3 separate regions of the Mus musculus genome follow, and all the other regions are linked to region 3. The links are chromatin loops, found by intact Hi-C in ENCODE. Cell type or tissue: left cerebral cortex. All regions are shown on one strand. Each heading gives the region's core, and the rest is flanking DNA. Links, peaks and the distances in the headings are about the cores only.

Region 1 (5,238 bases), core at 1-5,000, 63 kb before region 3:
GACCAGACTGGGCTCGAACTCAGAAGTTCACCTGCCCCTGCCTTCCGAGTGCTGGGATTAAAGGCATGAGCCACCAAGCCCAGCAGTTTTTTTATTTTTATTTATATGAGTACACTGTCGCTGTCTTCAGACACACCAGAAGAGGGCATCAGACCCCATTACAGATGGTTATGAGCCACTGTGTGGTTGCCGGGAATTGAACTCGGGACCTCTGGAAGAACAGTCAATGCTCTTAACCACTGAGCCATCTCTTACTTAAGTACACTATAGCTGTCTTCAGATGTGCCAGAAGAGGATGTCAAATCTCATTATGGGATTACGGGTGGTTATGACCCACCATGTGGTTGCTGGATTTGAACTCAGGACCTTCGGAAAAGCAGTCAGTGCTCTTATCCACTGAGCCATCTCGCCAGCCCTGAACCCATGTTTTTAAGAGTCCTTTTTCACAAACTTAAGTGCTGTCATGAATGTCCCAGCATTTCCCTTTTTGTTGAGACCTCAGCCATCCATACCTTCACCCCTGATGCATGCTGACTGGTTATCACTAGCATTAACGCTAACTGGGATAACATTCCTGAGGAATGTAAGTCATTATACAAACATTATTATACAAAGAGGCCTTATGCCCATAGCAGCCGTCAACACTCATGGAGGCTCACACCTGCTGGCCCTATACAGGTGCCGAGAGCCATGTCATTCTGTCCCCTGCTGAGGCCATGCCAAACCCAGCACTGGGGTAGGTCAGAGGACACTTCTCTCCTCTATTGGTTCTGAGAATCTTTACTGGGTAGTCTTTGTGGCCAGCAGTCTTACTCACTGAGCCATCTTGTTGGCACCTTGTCTGACTTTTGGTGGGCCATGCTTGTCAACTAGAAGTCCCTCTGTACGCTGGAGAGCTAGTTAGCAGTTGACCCTGGCACTTGAAGAATGAGAGTTGTTCTGTGTGAAAACAGGAACAAGCCTGTGTGTTGACCTGTTGGAAAGGGACAATGCCTGATACAGCTCTGTTAGGTCACGGGCTAGAAAATGTCTATGTTGCTGTGGACTTTTAGCCTGCAGTGGAGGAGGAATCACATCAGAAACTGATTTCAGAAGGACTATGCAGGCCGGTTGGTTACCTGTTCTGCTGAAGGATCGCGACTGGAACACTCTGTCGCTGTTCTCTCAGACCCAAGTTGAGATTGGTTTGTTGACACAGCTGTGTTTTCCCTCCTTAGGTTTTCCAAAAGCACCCCTCGGAAGTGTTTTTGTCGTCGTTTAAAATTATCAAGTATCTTCAGAGAAGATTATTTTCTGCCTTCAGAAACTGAAGGAAGGCTTGGGCCTAGAGAACGACAGTAAGGTGCGAGCACCGGAGACACTTAACACAGCTCAGTCCATGGAAGGACGAGTTCCCTCATTGGCTGCCTGTCTCGAAATCCACGCAAGCTGTGGAGGAAAGAATTACCCTGCTCATCCTGCCTTCTATCTTGGTGTTTAATGTTGGGTGGGCAACAAGCACAAACCTCCCTCCCACCCCCTCCAAGACTGTTAGAGCAGTGGGCCAGACCAAGCGGCGCACTTGAACATGGATCAAGAGGGTCCCGGTTTTACTTTTTATTTTTGTCAGGGTAGGCAGTCTTGTGTTTGCTTTGTTCAAAGCAGGGTCTCCCTGTTGGCCCTGGCTGGCCTTATACTCCACAGCAGTCCTGCCTCCTCCTCCTAGGTGCTGGGATTAAAGGCGTGCGCCACCACGCCCGGCTACAGCCTGCATTTTTATGCACATTGGTCTGTTAAGCTAGTTGCATTCTGTGCTACCGGAGGGGACTGAAGTTTAATCACTTGTCTTCTATTAAAAACTAGTGTTTGCCTGGGCCTGGTGTGTATACCTTTAGTTGCAGCGCTTGGGAGGCAGAGGCAGGCAGACTTCATGAGTTCAGGGACAGGCAAGCCTGCTCTACAGATTTCCAGGATACCCAGGGCTACACATAGAGAAAATGTTAAAGATAAACAAAAAGCTGGACAGTGGGGGAGCACACCTTTAATCCCAGCACTCGGGAGGCAGAGGCAGGCGGATTTCTGAGTTCGAGGCCAGCCTGGTCTACAGAGTGAGTTCCAGGACAGCCAGGACTACACAGAGAAACCCTGTCTCAGAAAAAAAACAAAACAAAAACCAATGCAGTGATAGATTGTTGTTTCCTAAACCACATGTACCCAGGAAATGCCCACTAAATTTCACCTGGATCAGTGTTAACTGATCATTGGGAAATGAGGTGACCAAAAATGCATCGCAACCTTGGACAAACAGCATGGCTATTTAACATTCTGGGATCCTGCAGAATCCTGCATCTTCCTAAGTAGGGAAGCACTGTAGCATTGGAGAGAGGCCTGGGCGAGCAGAGCTAAGGCTTCCATTTCTGGCTTGCTTGGAATTTAAAACAAGCTTTTTTCTATATAGTAAAAGATTGTTTTTAAGATTTTTGCGTGTGAGTACATGCCAAAGTAGCCAGGAAGTGTCACTTGCCCTGGAGCTAGAATTACTGGCAAATGAAGGCTCAGAGGTGGATGCTGGGACCAATTCTAGGCCCTCTGAGAAAGCAGGTGCACTTGGCTTGTGCCTCCAGCCCCAAAGGCGATGGCTTATTGTGAGCCTGAGGCCAGCCAGGGTTACAGAGACTCAAGAAACAAGTGGGGTTGTCCATGTTGCTGGAGATGACCCAGGTCTATTAGGACCTTGACTACATGGATAGACATTCTGGCAGCTAGTATACTGCCATTGGGGCCTATGGAGAAGTAGCCACCGAGCCTATTTAGAAAGAAGGACTGCTGGCAAGCTTGGTGTCACTATGAAGGCAGACAAAGATCGATGTATTAACGACCCCGACTCCAAAAACACTCGAGGGGGCCCAAGGTGGGCTCAGTGGTTAAGAGCCGTTCGCCCAGGGGCTGGAGAGTTGGCTCAGTGGTACCACATGGTGGCTCACAACCATCTGTAATGAGATCTGACGCCCTCTTCTGGTGTATCTGAAGACAGCTACAGTGTACTTACATAAAATAAATAAATCTTTAAAAAGAGCCGTTCGCCCAGTCCCCTGGGCATCTGGCACCGTTTCACAAGTCCTGCGGGGAGGAAAGAATGCTCCCTCAGAAACCCAGGGCTTAATTCCCAACTACTAGTTTCAGCCTTGGAGATGAATCTGGGTAAGGCACCTGCTGCCAAGCCAGAGCTTAACCGGGGGGGGGGGGGGGGGGGGGGGGGTCTGGTGCATGGTGGGAGGAGAAAGCCAACTCCTATGGGGGTACCAACTACCAAACTGCCTCTGCTCGCACTACCTTAGTTGCTCCCAAGAGTCAGGGTTTTTTAAGATTTAGTTATGTGGCCAAGCACACTGACAACAGAAGAGGGCGTCAGATCCCATTAAAATGTGAGTCACCATGTTTGCTGGAAATTGAACCTTGATCCTCTGGAAGAGCACCGAGCCCTCTCTCCAGTCCCCCAACTCCAAGAACCAGGGTTTCTATGTATCACTCTGGGAAGGAACCTTTTCATCAAACCCAAACGACTGCCAAGTTAGAAATGCCTTTTGGATATCGGTTTATCGGTATCATCAGAACAAGCGGGTCCAGGAGGTTGTGCTGTCCTACAGTGACAAGGGAAACTTATTTCCGTTACACAAATGGACTAGGACACAGTATGAAGTTGAAATTTGGCATCCAAAAACAAAATTACTAGGCAACATTGAGTCCCACAGGTGGCAAGTGTCCAGACTCAAGTTTGTGTAGGACCCAGTCATGCCCTCGGGAAACACCTCGAGCATCAGGAAACCCTTGGGCCTCCGTCGAGTTGGGCGGCTGGACTGCCCCGGGATCGCTCCTCGATGGTCGGAGGCTGCGTCCTCGTGTCTAGGGCGATGGTGCAGGGTGAGGCGGCCGAGCCCGCATCTTCCCAGGGCTTGGGCCTCCGAGGGAGCAGAGACGCGGTGGGTTCACCGTGGGTCGCAGTGATGTGGCGTTTCTCCAGGCCCGGGACCTCCTGGCCCTTCTGTACCAGGTGCAGGAGCTCCGCCAGGGTCACCGAGGCAGGAGCTGGCTCGGCAGACGCCAGTGCACCGCTCGGACTGGAGACACCGCCACGCTGGTCCATGTCCTGCCACCAGCTCATCCCCCGGATCCGGCTGTAAGCACTTCCGGGTGGAGTGGGAGCAACCACTTCGTGAAAAGTAGAGGGGAGCTTAGTAACTTAGCCCAGGGTAGACCTTCCAAGACCCGGGCTATTTGTGCAGAAGCTGCAGCCTGGGTTAACCTCCAGCTCTCATTCCACAACATGAGATGTGCTGCGGTGGGTGAGGAGCGGGCGGGGTGGGGTGGGGGAACGAGCCAAAAAGTGAAGTTTTTGCACCCAGTGAGACAAGTGTGAGGAGGCGTGGCTGTACAAAAGCACTTCCCTTTGGCACGTGTAGATGCGGACGCAGGCTGCGCGCTCAGGGCCGGGAGGGTCGTCTTGGTAGTTTGAGTCTCGCGCTACAGTCCAGAGCGTGATTCTGTATGCTTTTCCAAGCAAGCAAGCAAGCGCTCGTCACATTTGTTAATTGTGGTACTAAGGATCAAATCCCTGGTTTTTGTTGTTGTTGTTTGGGTTTGGGTTATGTGTTGTTTGGGATTTGTAGTCAATTTTGGTTTGAGCCAAGGATTCGTCATCTCCCAATGTCTGCTGCGCTACACCTCCCAATGCTGTTCAGATTTCTGTATCAAAGCTATCCTGACAGGATGCAGTGGCTCATGCTTGTAACACCATATGCTCGGGCCATAGAGCCAGCCGAGTTACACACTGAAACATGTAAGTATATAATAAACAGCTTGATCTGGCACAGATCAAGAAATCAGTAAGTAAAGCATACTTTGCATAATGTTAAAAGCACACAGCATGTTTACCCTTCACCGGAAACAACCCCATGAAACCCAAAAAGTGGGTAAGATGGCTCAGCAGGTAGGGCTATTGAATTTTTATCCCCGTTCTCATGTTTTCAAGGTCTCCTGTAGCCAAAGCTGACCTTGAACTTGAACTCACAATATAGTCTGTGTGTGTGTGCGTGCGCGCGCGTATGCACGCGTCTGACTTCGGATCCTTGCCTTCGAAGGGCAGAAGTAGGCAGACCGCCGCATCCAGCTGGCATTTATCTGGGTTTGTGGGCATTCAAATTCTGACCCTCACACCTGCACGGCAGGCACTAACTGCTGACCATTCCCAACCGCGGCTTT
Region 2 (5,238 bases), core at 1-5,000, 68 kb after region 3:
ACAATTGCCTCGAGCGGCAGCCATGATAAATTTAAAGGGGCAGCACCCACGGAGGCGGTAGCCGGACCGGCAGACTGCAGGTGAGTCTTTGGGAGTACCCCTGGGGCTGAGAATTAAGATTACACTGACTCTTATTCCCACATTCCGGGACAAATGAATAAGTCCCTTCCTACTAACCTCAGAAAACTTTAGACTGACTCAAAAACTCCGCCCCCCCGCGATTCTTCCCCGCCCCTCGGCGTCCAGACAGTGGGATAACCTGCCCCGCCCCCTATGGGAACCCCTGACTGTGACCTCGAGCTGGTCTGATGTCGGGTCCCGGGCAGCAACTCTGTTCTCACTCACTCTGCCCTTCCTCTCCCCTCAGCCTTTGGCGATCTTACTCTGTCCTCACCCTCGGCCCTCGGGGCGAGGCAGGAACCTTAGACACTCCTGAACTGTGGGCCCTCAGGCTTCGGTAGCCTGCGCTCGGAGCCTTGCTCCGTGACCCCACTGTGCTCAGCAGATCTGCTATGCATCCCTGAACCATCCGGCACTTGCGAGACATTTTAAGGCGCCTGTTAGGTGATTATGTCAGACAAAGCTATGGAAGGAGGCGATTGCCGTAATCCTGTTGGGAATCCTAACCGGGTCTCCCTTCTCAGGGACACCACACCCCTTGCTGCAGGTCTCCTTATCGGGAGAAAGTAACTGCACCGAGCTGGAATGAGGAGAGTGACTTAAGGAAGAAGGGACATTAGTACAAGTCTTTGAAGAACCTGTAGGCTGGAGGAGGGAGGGTGTTTGTCCTGGGTGGGGCTCCGTGCCAGGTCCTCTGAGAGGCTGTGAGGTGGTGACAGAGAAGGGGTGGGACTGCCGGACTTCTGGACTTTGGGCAGTACAAAGCCTTCTAAATCCTTAGTTTCAGGTCAGAGTTTCTTCCGGGCTCTGGCCTGGGAGCCGCCTGAAGCCAAGAGCTTCTGCTCTGTAAGCAGGTAAGGAGACTTCAGGGATGAGTTTGGAGGAAGTAGGAAGACCGGCTGAATTCGGGGGGGGGGGGGGGGAGTGAGGCCAGAAGGTGGTTTGGAAGGAGATCAGCAGGTTGGGAGGTGCTGGGCTTAGTGCCTTTGCTGATGCAGCCTGAAGACCTTGAACCTTCCAGAGCCTTGTCATGACGGCTGCTGTTTCCTGTACTCCCACATCCCTAACCTTGGGTCCTTCCCCTTTATTGGGACACTGCTTTCTGCACAGCTCTCCCACAAGTCCTCTGTGATTCTTACAATGCTTCAGATCCCCTGCTTCCTTTCCCTAACCTATGCTCTGTCTCCAATTGCCAAGTCCTGAATTCCTCTAGCTCCAAGCCTGCCCGATTGTCCTACAGATCTCTATCCAGGTTAATTCCTCTCCCTCACCTTAGTTTTATGGTCAGTGCCGTGGAACTCCTCCTCTTTCATCAGCTTAGCCATGGGGTCGGCCATACTCTTTTCCCTTTGCGGGATGCCCACCAATCTCTAGTAGTATGTCTTTTCTCTGCCCCACCTGAACTCTGTGGTTTCTCTTTAGCCTAGGATGTCAGGCTTGGTGTTGGGGCAGCGGGATGAGCCTGCAGGGCACCGGCTCAGTCAAGAGGAGATCTTGGGCAGCACCAAGGTGGTGAGCCAAGGGCTGGAGGCCCTACACAGTGAACATCAGGCAGTGCTGCAGAGCCTGTCCCACACCATTGAGTGTCTGCAACAGGGAGGCCATGAGGAAGGACTGGTCCATGAGAAGGCCCGGCAGCTGCGGCGGTCTATGGAGAACATCGAGCTGGGGCTGAGCGAGGCCCAGGTAAGAATAAGGGGGGATGCCAAGTGTTCCAGTGACATGATGCAAGTTTGGGGGTCTCCTTGTCCTAGAAACTTGGATTTGTTGATTCGTTAAATGTTCATTAAGTGACTACTGTGTGTCAACTCTTCTGCATGCTGGTGGTGCAGTATAGAACACCACAGCACAGTTCTTCTCGGAGCTGATATTATAGCTGGGAGAGTCAGCTAGAGCTCAGGTAAATATGTAAATGATTTACTGGGCCAGAGTGATCATTGCTAAGGACAGAACAAAGACAAAGAAAGAAGGGAAGGGGCTGGAGGGATGGCTGAGGGGTTAAGAGCTATGTGCTCTTCTAGAGGTCCTGAGTTCAAGTCCCAGCAATGGTGGCTCACAACCATGTAATGGGATCTGATGCCCTCTTCTGGTGTGTCTGAAGAGTGACAGTGTACTCATATGCATCAAATAAAGACATAAAGCTTTAAGAAAGGAGGGAAGTAGGAAGAGGATACAGAGCTGTCATAAAATCCCTCACTTAAAAGGTGATGTTTGAGCAGAGAGGGTGAGGATGCGCACCATGGGATTGATGGTCCAGCAGGCAGCACAGGCACACAGGCCTTGCTTGGAGCCTGGCTCATAGGTTTAGTGATTTGCAGAGCTGCTGTGGGTTCCTGCAGGGTGCAAAGTGAGTGAGGGCACAATGTAGATAACTCAGGAGGAGGAGGGATGCCATGGGAGACATCTACAGAGAGTGTGGAGCTGGGAGGCTGTCCTCAGGTTGAGAGAGCTGTTGGGATGTCTGAGGAGTGATGGGATTCGGCCTGGATCATCTGCTCTCTGGATGAGAGTAGAACTAGAGACTAAGGGCAGAGACCAGGGAGGCCTGGAGCAGGCTGCTGCTGTCTGAGTGGGAACTGGAAGATTGGCGTCTAATGGGCGGGGTGACAGCTGGGGTTAGAGTATCCATTTAATTCCATTCATTCATTTATAGATTTATTCATTTATGTTATGTATGTGAGTACACTATTGCTGTCTTTGGACACAGAAGAAGAGGGCATCAGATCCCATTACAGATGGTTGTGAGCCACCATGTGGTTGCTGAGAATTGAATTCTGGAAGAGCAGTCAGTGCTCAGAACCTCTGAGCAGTCTCTCCAGCCTGAGTATCTCTCTTTCTTAACTCCATTCATTTTTTTTTGTGTATGTGTTTTGTCTGCATCTATGTCTATATACTCCCCGTAATCCTGGTATGTGTAGAGGCCAGAAGAGGCCATTGGATCCCCTGGGACTGCAGTTACAGGTGGTTGTGAGCCAACATGTTGGTGCCAGGAATTGAACCCAGGCCCTCAGGAAGAGCAACCAGTGCTCTTAATCACTGAGACATCTCTCCAGCCCAGTATTTCTCAACCTGTGGGTTGTAACCCTTGGGAGGTCAAATGACCCTTTCACAAGGGTCACCTATCAGACATGCTGTATATCAGATATTTACATTACGATTCATAACATAGCAATATTAGTTATGAAATAGCAATGAAATAATTTTATGCCTGGGGGTTAGCCACAACTCGAGGAACTGCATTAAAGGGCCACAGCATTAGGAAGGTTGAGAGCCACTGCTCCAGCCTCGGAGCATCTGTTTATGATACGTCTCTTTTTTGGTTGTTGGTTTTCAAGACAGGGTTTCTCTTTGTAGCCAAGGCTTTCCTGGAACTCACTTTGTAGACGAGGCTGGCCTCGAACTCAGAAATCCACCTGCCTCTGCCTCCCGAGTGCTGGGATTAAAGGTGTGTGCCACCATGTTCGGCTTATGATACATCTCTTGCCACTCACTGCCGCTTGTTGCTTCCTCTCTGTCATCTTCCGGAAGGCCACCTGTCCCCTGAATGCTCTTATCCAAAAGCCTGGAGCTCATATGATGTTCCCACCTAGGTGATGCTGGCGCTGGCTAGCCACCTGAGCACAGTGGAGTCTGAGAAGCAGAAGCTGCGAGCCCAAGTGCGGCGGCTATGCCAGGAGAATCAGTGGCTCCGGGATGAGCTGGCGGGCACTCAGCAGCGCCTGCAGCGCAGCGAGCAGGCTGTGGCTCAGCTAGAGGAAGAGAAGAAGCACCTGGAGTTCCTGCGGCAGCTGCGGCAGTATGATGAGGACGGCCACGGCATGGTGAGCATGTGAGAGTGGGCCGAAAGCTCTCGTTCTCAGTTACCAGGATGTGTGGCAAAGACAAACGGTCAGACAGCTGGAACCCAGAATCCTAAGGGCTACAGTCAGGGAGAGCACAGCCCACTTAGGGAGGAGACTCCCTTACGGTCTTCTCTCAGTGAGCTGGTGCTTATGTATCCCTGTGCCTGTGCCGAGTGAGTGCAGAGAGGAGGAAAAGTGCCTGCCTTCTCAGGTCTGTGCAGAACTGGGCTCACACACAAGGACATGGATGTGACTAGACAAAGCAGCAAGCACACAGTGTGGATGTGGCTCCGTCAGATAGAGGAGCCACATAGATAGGTCCCTGAGGACTGGCATGGTCAGAAGGGTTCAGAGAGGAGGTGGGGTACAGAGTTGGGAGGTAGTTATAACCATGTGTTCATTTTTTTTTTTAAAGATTTGTTTATTACTATACATAAGTACACTGTAGCTGTCTTCAGACACACCAGAAGAGGGCGTCAGATCCCATTACAGGTGGTTGTGAGCCACCATGTGGTTGCTGGGATTTGAACTCAGGACCTTCTAAGGAAGAACAGTCAGTGCTCTTACCCACTGAGCCATCTCACCGTGTTCATTTAAGTGGGGTAGAAGTTGTGCTGGGCTGGGCGTGGTGGCGCATGCCTCTAATCCCAGCACTTGAGAGGCAGAGGCAGGCAGATTTCTGAGTTCGAGGCCAGTCTGGTCTACAGAGTAAGTAAGTTCCAGGACAATCAGGGCTACACAGAGAAACCCTGTCTTGAAACCACCCCCGCCCCCAAAAAAGAAGAAGTTGTGCTGGATTTTCAATGATGATGTGGGGAAAGAGGAGCTTGCTGGCCTGGAGGAGGAATTATAGTTAACAGTCCAGGGCTAGCCGGAGTGCTGTTCTGTCCAGGGGATGGAGAGATGATTTACCTGGGACACACAGATAAGCCTCTGTGTAAGGCTACCATTCCCGAAGAAGAAAAGCACATTTTCCATTGTGGAAATGTGTTAGACAGTGAGGGCTGGGCCCTCAGAGATGGTAAGCCCAAGGCAGAGCTAGACACTGTGGGTCAGTAAGAGCAGACATACTCCTTCCCCTCAGGAGAGACAGGAGAGACGTATAATCAGTGTAAGTGCACAGGGATCGCATGGCTATAATTGCAAAAGGTGAGCATTAGAGAGAGGGAGAACAGAGTGTTAGAGAGCTTTCGGGATGAGAAATAGAGTTAAACTATTTTGTCTATGACATCCCTGGCTTTCCCATCCAGGAGACCTGTGCATGACTGGTCAGCTG
Region 3 (5,574 bases), core at 266-5,265:
AACAGCTTCCTTTGTTCTCTGGGGCGATGGAGCCTTCCAAATACCTCTAATGGAGAAAACAGTTGCCAGCTTACAACCTCCAAGCAGTCAGGTTTTACACTCGTAGCAGCCAGTACCCACATCCACCTTTTGTCTTTCCCTTAGCAAGGCTGGTGACCCAGGACGGCCAAACTGCAGAGCTCTGCTACCCTTAGGAAACCAAAAGCCCTCCTAATGTGAACCAACTCTTGACTCTGGTTCCAGAGCCGCCTGTAAAGACGGCTTTCTGGCTTTGATCCTTGTCATCCCACAGCCAGTGAGGTACTAAGAAATGTACTTCTCTGATTTCTGTTTTCCTACTGAGACAGTTTCATGTAGCCCAGATTGGCAGCTATGTTGATGGGAATACTCGAGTCCCAAATCCTCCTGTCTCCCCCACCCAAGTGTTGGGATTACAGGCATGTAGCACCACACCCTGCCTCTACAGGTTCTCTGAAGGACAGCAGGTAGCTACTGAGTTGACACCAAGTGGTCTCTGGTGAAGACATGGCTCTGGCTGTGGGAAAAGGCTATATAGTTTTGTTGTCTCAGTCCAGAGCTCAGGCTGACCTTCAACCCACTGATTTTCGTGCATCAGCTTCTCAAAAACTACAGACAGGAGCCACCACAGCCAGCTTCAGATATGTCCTGACACCACTAACGGGCTGGTCAGCTGACTGTCCTCCACTGTACTTCTGTTAGAAGGAGACCACTCTCATCTGGACATCTTAGTGGACAGGGTTGGTCTGTCTGCTCTGGGTGCTGGGCCACACACTAGGTCCATCTCAGTGTTAACTAGTCACTCAACTAACTCTGATGGACTGTCTTTGTTTCTACCTATGGCCATTGGGCACCCGAGAGAGGTTAAATCAACTTCAGATCTGGTGTTAACTAGTTAATTTTACGTGGCTACTGGCTTCCTTTCAAGCCAGCACCAGCCTAAATCATATACTTCTATGCTTAGAAACTAAACTGTAGACCCCGCCTCTCCCAAGCACAATTGTATTTTTAAAAGGCAGAAATCAAACACTTCAAGAACTTCTCTTAAATGTATTTAATAAGACATATCAAGTTATGTACAATATATGACTGAGGCCTAGACAGTGTGTGTGTAATCATATAAATAAGATATATACCCTAACAAGGCTCAAAAGGCTACAAGAGGAAGAAATGATGTTAAGGTTGTGGTTATAAAATCATGAAAGGATTTATGCGAGTGTCACGTTTAGGTCGGAAATGACAGTTGCTTTATCAGATAAAGTTAGAACAAGAAGTCAGTCAAGGAAAAAGCAAGAGGTACCAGGATAGCATTCTAACGTAGCAACGCAGTTACAGACTAGGGGTACGCAGAGCTGGTACTTGGCAGGGAACCTCATGTTTCACCTGAACACGTGAAAGACAGTTTGATAAGAGAAAATGAGTATACAAGACTAAGAGACCTTAAGTGAAAGGTCTAATTGTAAGGCACAGGGGACCTGAATTCTACAGATTTAGCCTTCCAACTCAGTAAAGACAGGGAAGAGAGCAAAAGTTAAAGGAAGCATTCCTGACCTGAATTCTGAGCTCTCCCACTTCCAGGGGGTCACAGCCGAGATTAAAAGCCAGAGTGGCGGGCAGAAACACCAGTCCGTCAGCGAGTGGCTCTCCCGGCTGCTGCCCGGAGTTGGGTCCCAGTCTCTCAGACAGCTCCCAGCGCGGTTCTAGAACCTGGACTTGAGCCAAGCGCGGCTGCGAGGAGTTGGGTAACTCTGCGACCTGGGCCACCCAGACCCATTCGCCCTGGAAGAGTCCGAGACTCCGGAGACAGCTCCGGCTCACACCCAGCGCATCTCCAGTCCCTCCCAGAACCCCTCGGAGTCGCCGGACCGAGTGGGAAGCTGCAAAGGACGACACTACGGGCGGGGGCGGGGGATGGCTGTGATCCCGACTCTCCTGGCCCAGTTTGGCCCGCCCGCGGAGCTCAGTCACGGCCAGCCGTGTCCCCGGGCCCAGCAACCCCTGCAGGGCCGGTCGCGTCTCCAACACTCGCGATCCGGGCACGGGGAGGGTCTCCCCGCGGCGCACCAACAGCGGCCCGACTCGAGGCCCTAGCCCGGGTCCCGGAGCCGTGGCAAGCAACGCCCAGCCCAGGGCCGGGGGACGCCGCACAAGCCGCGCTCGTACTCGCGCCCCGGGCCCCAGCGCTAGGACCCGCAGCAGCGCGCGGCTCACCAGCAGCGGCGGAGGCCCCGGCCCGCGCTGCTCGCCCTGGGCGCCGGACCCTTCCACGGCCGCCACGAGCAGCGCGGGCTTCGCGGGACTCTCGCTCGCCGGCCGCAGTGCCAGCACCAGCCCCAGCCCCGTCGCTGGCCACGGGCCCCCGGGAGGCAACAGCACCGCCAACGGTGGTGTCTCCGTCGGGAAGGGGTCCAGGACGCGCAGGACAGCCAACGCCATGGCGAAGGAGAAGGAAACCACTCCACTTCCGGAAATAGGGGGCGGAAAAAGTCCGGGGCAAGAGAGGCGTTTCCGCTTCCGGTAGGAAAGTGGGCGGGGTGCCGATGGCCAAGTCGGCCCCTGAGAAGATGCACAGGGGTGGGGGGGAGCCTGGCTTGACGACCGCCTCCGTTGTTGTCGACGCACGCGCCCTTTGAAACTCAGTGGAGGAGCATTTTTACAATTCTGTAGGGCAAGTAGCGTCCTCTCGACCTTCATGCCCCATAACTTGAACTCAGTATTTAACTGACCAAGAGTAATCGGTGTGGGCCAGGCGGTGGTGGCGCACGCCTTTAATCCCAGCACTTGGGAGGCAGAGGCAGGTGGATTTCTGAGTTTAAGGCCAGCCTGTCTACAGAGTGAGTTCCAGGACAGCCAGTACTACACAGAGAAACCCTGTCTCGAAAAACAAAACAAAACAAACAAACAAAAAAGAATAATTGGTGTGAAAAGAAGGATGGGGTTTGGGGAGATGGCTTAGTGGTTAAGAGCACCGACTGCTCTTCCAAAGGTTCTGAGTTCAAATCCTAGGAACCACATAGCGGCTCACAACCATCCGTAATGAGATCTGATGCCCTCTTCTGGGGTGTCTGAAGACAGCTACAGTGTACGGACTTACATAAAATAAATAAATCTTTAAAAACAAAGAAAAGTGGAAAAAGTCCATTTTCCTGAGGATGTCTTAGTTTGTCCTGCTCAGCTGTAGGCACAGCGTCTTGAGGGTTACCGGGAACGTTGTAAGGGGGATGGTGGGATAAAACTGCCCCAGCCATGCTTATGCCAATCTATTTATGCAGCGGCTGCTGGCTGAATTAATGCATGGGATTCATGTAGCCCTGTTGCTTGGTGTTGCCACACTTCTCCCAACACACCCTCCTTAAAGCTCATGTTCCAGTGCCTTGGGTCCTTCACGTTCTCTGTCCTACTCCGATCTAACTTGAAGCTTGAACAGTTTACCTAATTCTAGGAGAGCTATAGGAGAGAAGGCGACAGAGAAGGAAAGGGTTGAAGGCTTCTGTGATGGGAACTGAGCCAATAGCCTTAGTTACTTAGATTTCGTCTTTGTCTTTACTCTTTCTTTTTTATGATTTATTTATTTAAAATTTGTACGTGCACTGCTGTTTTGTCTGTACGTATGTCTATGTGAGGGTGTCAGATCCCCTGGAACTGGAGTTATAGACACTTGTGAGTGACAGGTGGGTACTGGGAATAAAACCTGGGCCTGCTGGTAGAGCAGTTAGTGCTCTTAACAGCTGAGCCATCTCTCCAACTGCCCCCCTCCAGAAGTCTCCTTTGTAATTAACAGATACAGGTTTTTGTGAAATACATTTAATCAATATATTGGATTGTGGCTATTCCCCTTTTCTGGACCTTGTATTTTTTTTCCAGTTACTGTCAGACTGTCTCCTTTACAGTCGAACCTTTTGAGATAGTCTTCTATTTTGTATAGTATACATTCTGGAACAATTTGGACATCAGATATCAGAAAGTTTGAGTATTGACTACATGTATTAAGGTATCTTTATCCCCAGAAGATGAGAAAATATTTAGATTTCTGATTTTAGCTCCTGGAAATACCTTAGGTCATGAACCTGAAATTGGCCTGGAGATGTAGTTCAGTTGGTAGGGTGCTTGTCTGGCATGCTGTTGCCCTGAGTTTGATCTCAAGCACTTTATAAAGCCAAGTGTGGTTGGTTTGATAGACTCCTGTCTTCCTAGCAACAAGGTAGGTAGAGGCAACAGCTACGTGGTAAATTTGGAGCCAGCCTAGGATACATGAGAACTTGTCTCAATGGAATTGTCCAATCTTTTTGTTGTATTTCGTCTTTTTGTACATGCGTGTGTTCGTGTGTATTTGTGTAATTGCACATACGTGATAAAACTTTTCCTGGGGAGATTCAACACAAGTTTTCCCACCCCAGATAGGGATCCCAGGGCAGACCAAAACATAAATACCAGCCTGGTCTACAGAATGAGTTCCAGGACAGCCAGGGCTACACAGAGAAACCCAGTCTCAAAAAACCAAAAAATAATCAACCAAACCAAAAAAAAAAACAAAAAACAAAAAACAAAACCAAAAAAACATAAAGACCAACTAAGTCCAACTTGATGAACCAATGCACTTTATTGGAGTTAATTATAGAAATGTGGGTGAGGGGTCACTCACAGGAGCAGAAATGACTCAAAGCTGCATTAGCAAAGCCCACCCCAGTGTGGGTGACAGCTCACAAAGCTTGGAACCTGGAGCACACTGCACATCTGCAGGCAGCTCAACAGTTGAACAGTGTCCTTTCCAGGTGCCTCCTCTGGTCTATAACCCTCTACTAGGCATCTGCTCTGGTCTGGGAGTCTTCTTGGCAGCTTGGCTCCACTTCTCAGCTCTTACTGCTTACTCTGATAGGAAGGGGCCTAGTGAATCTAGTCAGTTTCAGGGACTTCCTGAAGCTATTGTGAGTGCTTTCCTTTCTGCTTAATGAACTTCCTGCAAGATGGAATGTTTTAACCTGAGAGGAAACCATTAGAAAATACAGGTTTCTCCAGGCATGGTGGCACAAGCCTTTTATCCCAGTACTCAAAAGGCAGCAGATCTCTGCGAGTTCAAAGCCAATCTGATCTACAAATTGAGTCCACTACAGCCAGGGCTTGTTACACAGAGAAACTCTTGTCTCAAAAAAACAAACCAAAACCCCAAAGGGTTCCTTTGAAATTGCTCTCCACATTATCTTTTTGAGGTAAGGCTTCTCACTATTGTTGGCATCAGGACCTCGGGAAAACCTGTGACATCACATAGGGGACCTACAGACCTGTTGCTAAGACAACGGCCACCATATTCCCAGAATCCATTTGGCTCACCTCCCACCTTTACCTATGTTATGTCATTATCCATATATATAAGCAGAATGCCCCTCCCTCCCTCTCTTCCTCCCCTCCTTGCCCCTCTCTCCCAATAAACCTTTTTTTAAAAAAGATTTATTTATTTATTATATGTAAATACACTGTAGCTGTCTTCAAACACTCCAGAAGAGAGCGCCAGATCTCATTACAGATGGTTGTGAACCACTATGTGGTTGCTGGGATTTG

Evidence for each region. A loop is a pair of places that touch in the nucleus more often than their neighbours do. Peaks named below come from ENCODE experiments on the same cell type or tissue, not always from the same donor. Only the 100,000 strongest peaks of a DNase experiment are listed, where the experiment ranks them.
Region 1: it touches region 3 in a loop (5-fold over the local background); 2 of 42 quality-filtered maps call a loop at or near these places.
Region 2: a loop joins it to region 3, with 4 times the contacts of the local background. A loop is called at or near these places in 14 of 42 quality-filtered maps.

The regions. Positions count from the first base shown.
Region 1 is chr17:46,771,716-46,776,953 of GRCm38, reverse strand. It overlaps 2310039H08Rik (RIKEN cDNA 2310039H08 gene), which reads right to left and starts at 4,319. Exons shown (of 1, transcript NM_025966.3): 1 at 3,547-4,319. The coding sequence starts at 4,141. The coding sequence ends at 3,797. It overlaps Rpl7l1 (ribosomal protein L7-like 1), which reads left to right. Exons shown (of 7, transcript NM_025433.3): 7 at 1,218-3,047. In left cerebral cortex, for the core only: CTCF peaks have their summits at 164 (motif pointing right) and 2,981 (motif pointing left); DNase peaks (open chromatin) are centred at 3,422, 3,724, 4,185, 4,419 and 2 more places; H3K4me3 peaks cover 1,722 bases; H3K27ac peaks cover 1,569 bases.
Region 2 is chr17:46,640,817-46,646,054 of GRCm38, reverse strand. It overlaps Klc4 (kinesin light chain 4), which reads left to right. Exons shown (of 16, transcript NM_001357130.1): 1 at 1-80; 2 at 1,543-1,806; 3 at 3,711-3,941. The coding sequence starts at 1,549. Among named protein-coding and RNA genes, the nearest start is that of Klc4, 2.6 kb to the left of the region's middle. In left cerebral cortex, for the core only: a CTCF peak has its summit at 2,200 (motif pointing left); a DNase peak (open chromatin) is centred at 777; H3K4me3 peaks cover 987 bases; H3K27ac peaks cover 817 bases.
Region 3 is chr17:46,708,380-46,713,953 of GRCm38, reverse strand. Pex6 (peroxisomal biogenesis factor 6) reads right to left here and starts at 2,478. Exons shown (of 17, transcript NM_145488.2): 1 at 1,570-2,478; 2 at 1-46. The coding sequence starts at 2,454. It overlaps Gm52314 (a long non-coding RNA gene), which reads right to left. Exons shown (of 2, transcript XR_003952400.1): 2 at 4,600-5,574. In left cerebral cortex, for the core only: a CTCF peak has its summit at 3,130; DNase peaks (open chromatin) are centred at 1,788, 2,027 and 2,543; H3K4me3 peaks cover 2,103 bases; H3K27ac peaks cover 1,175 bases.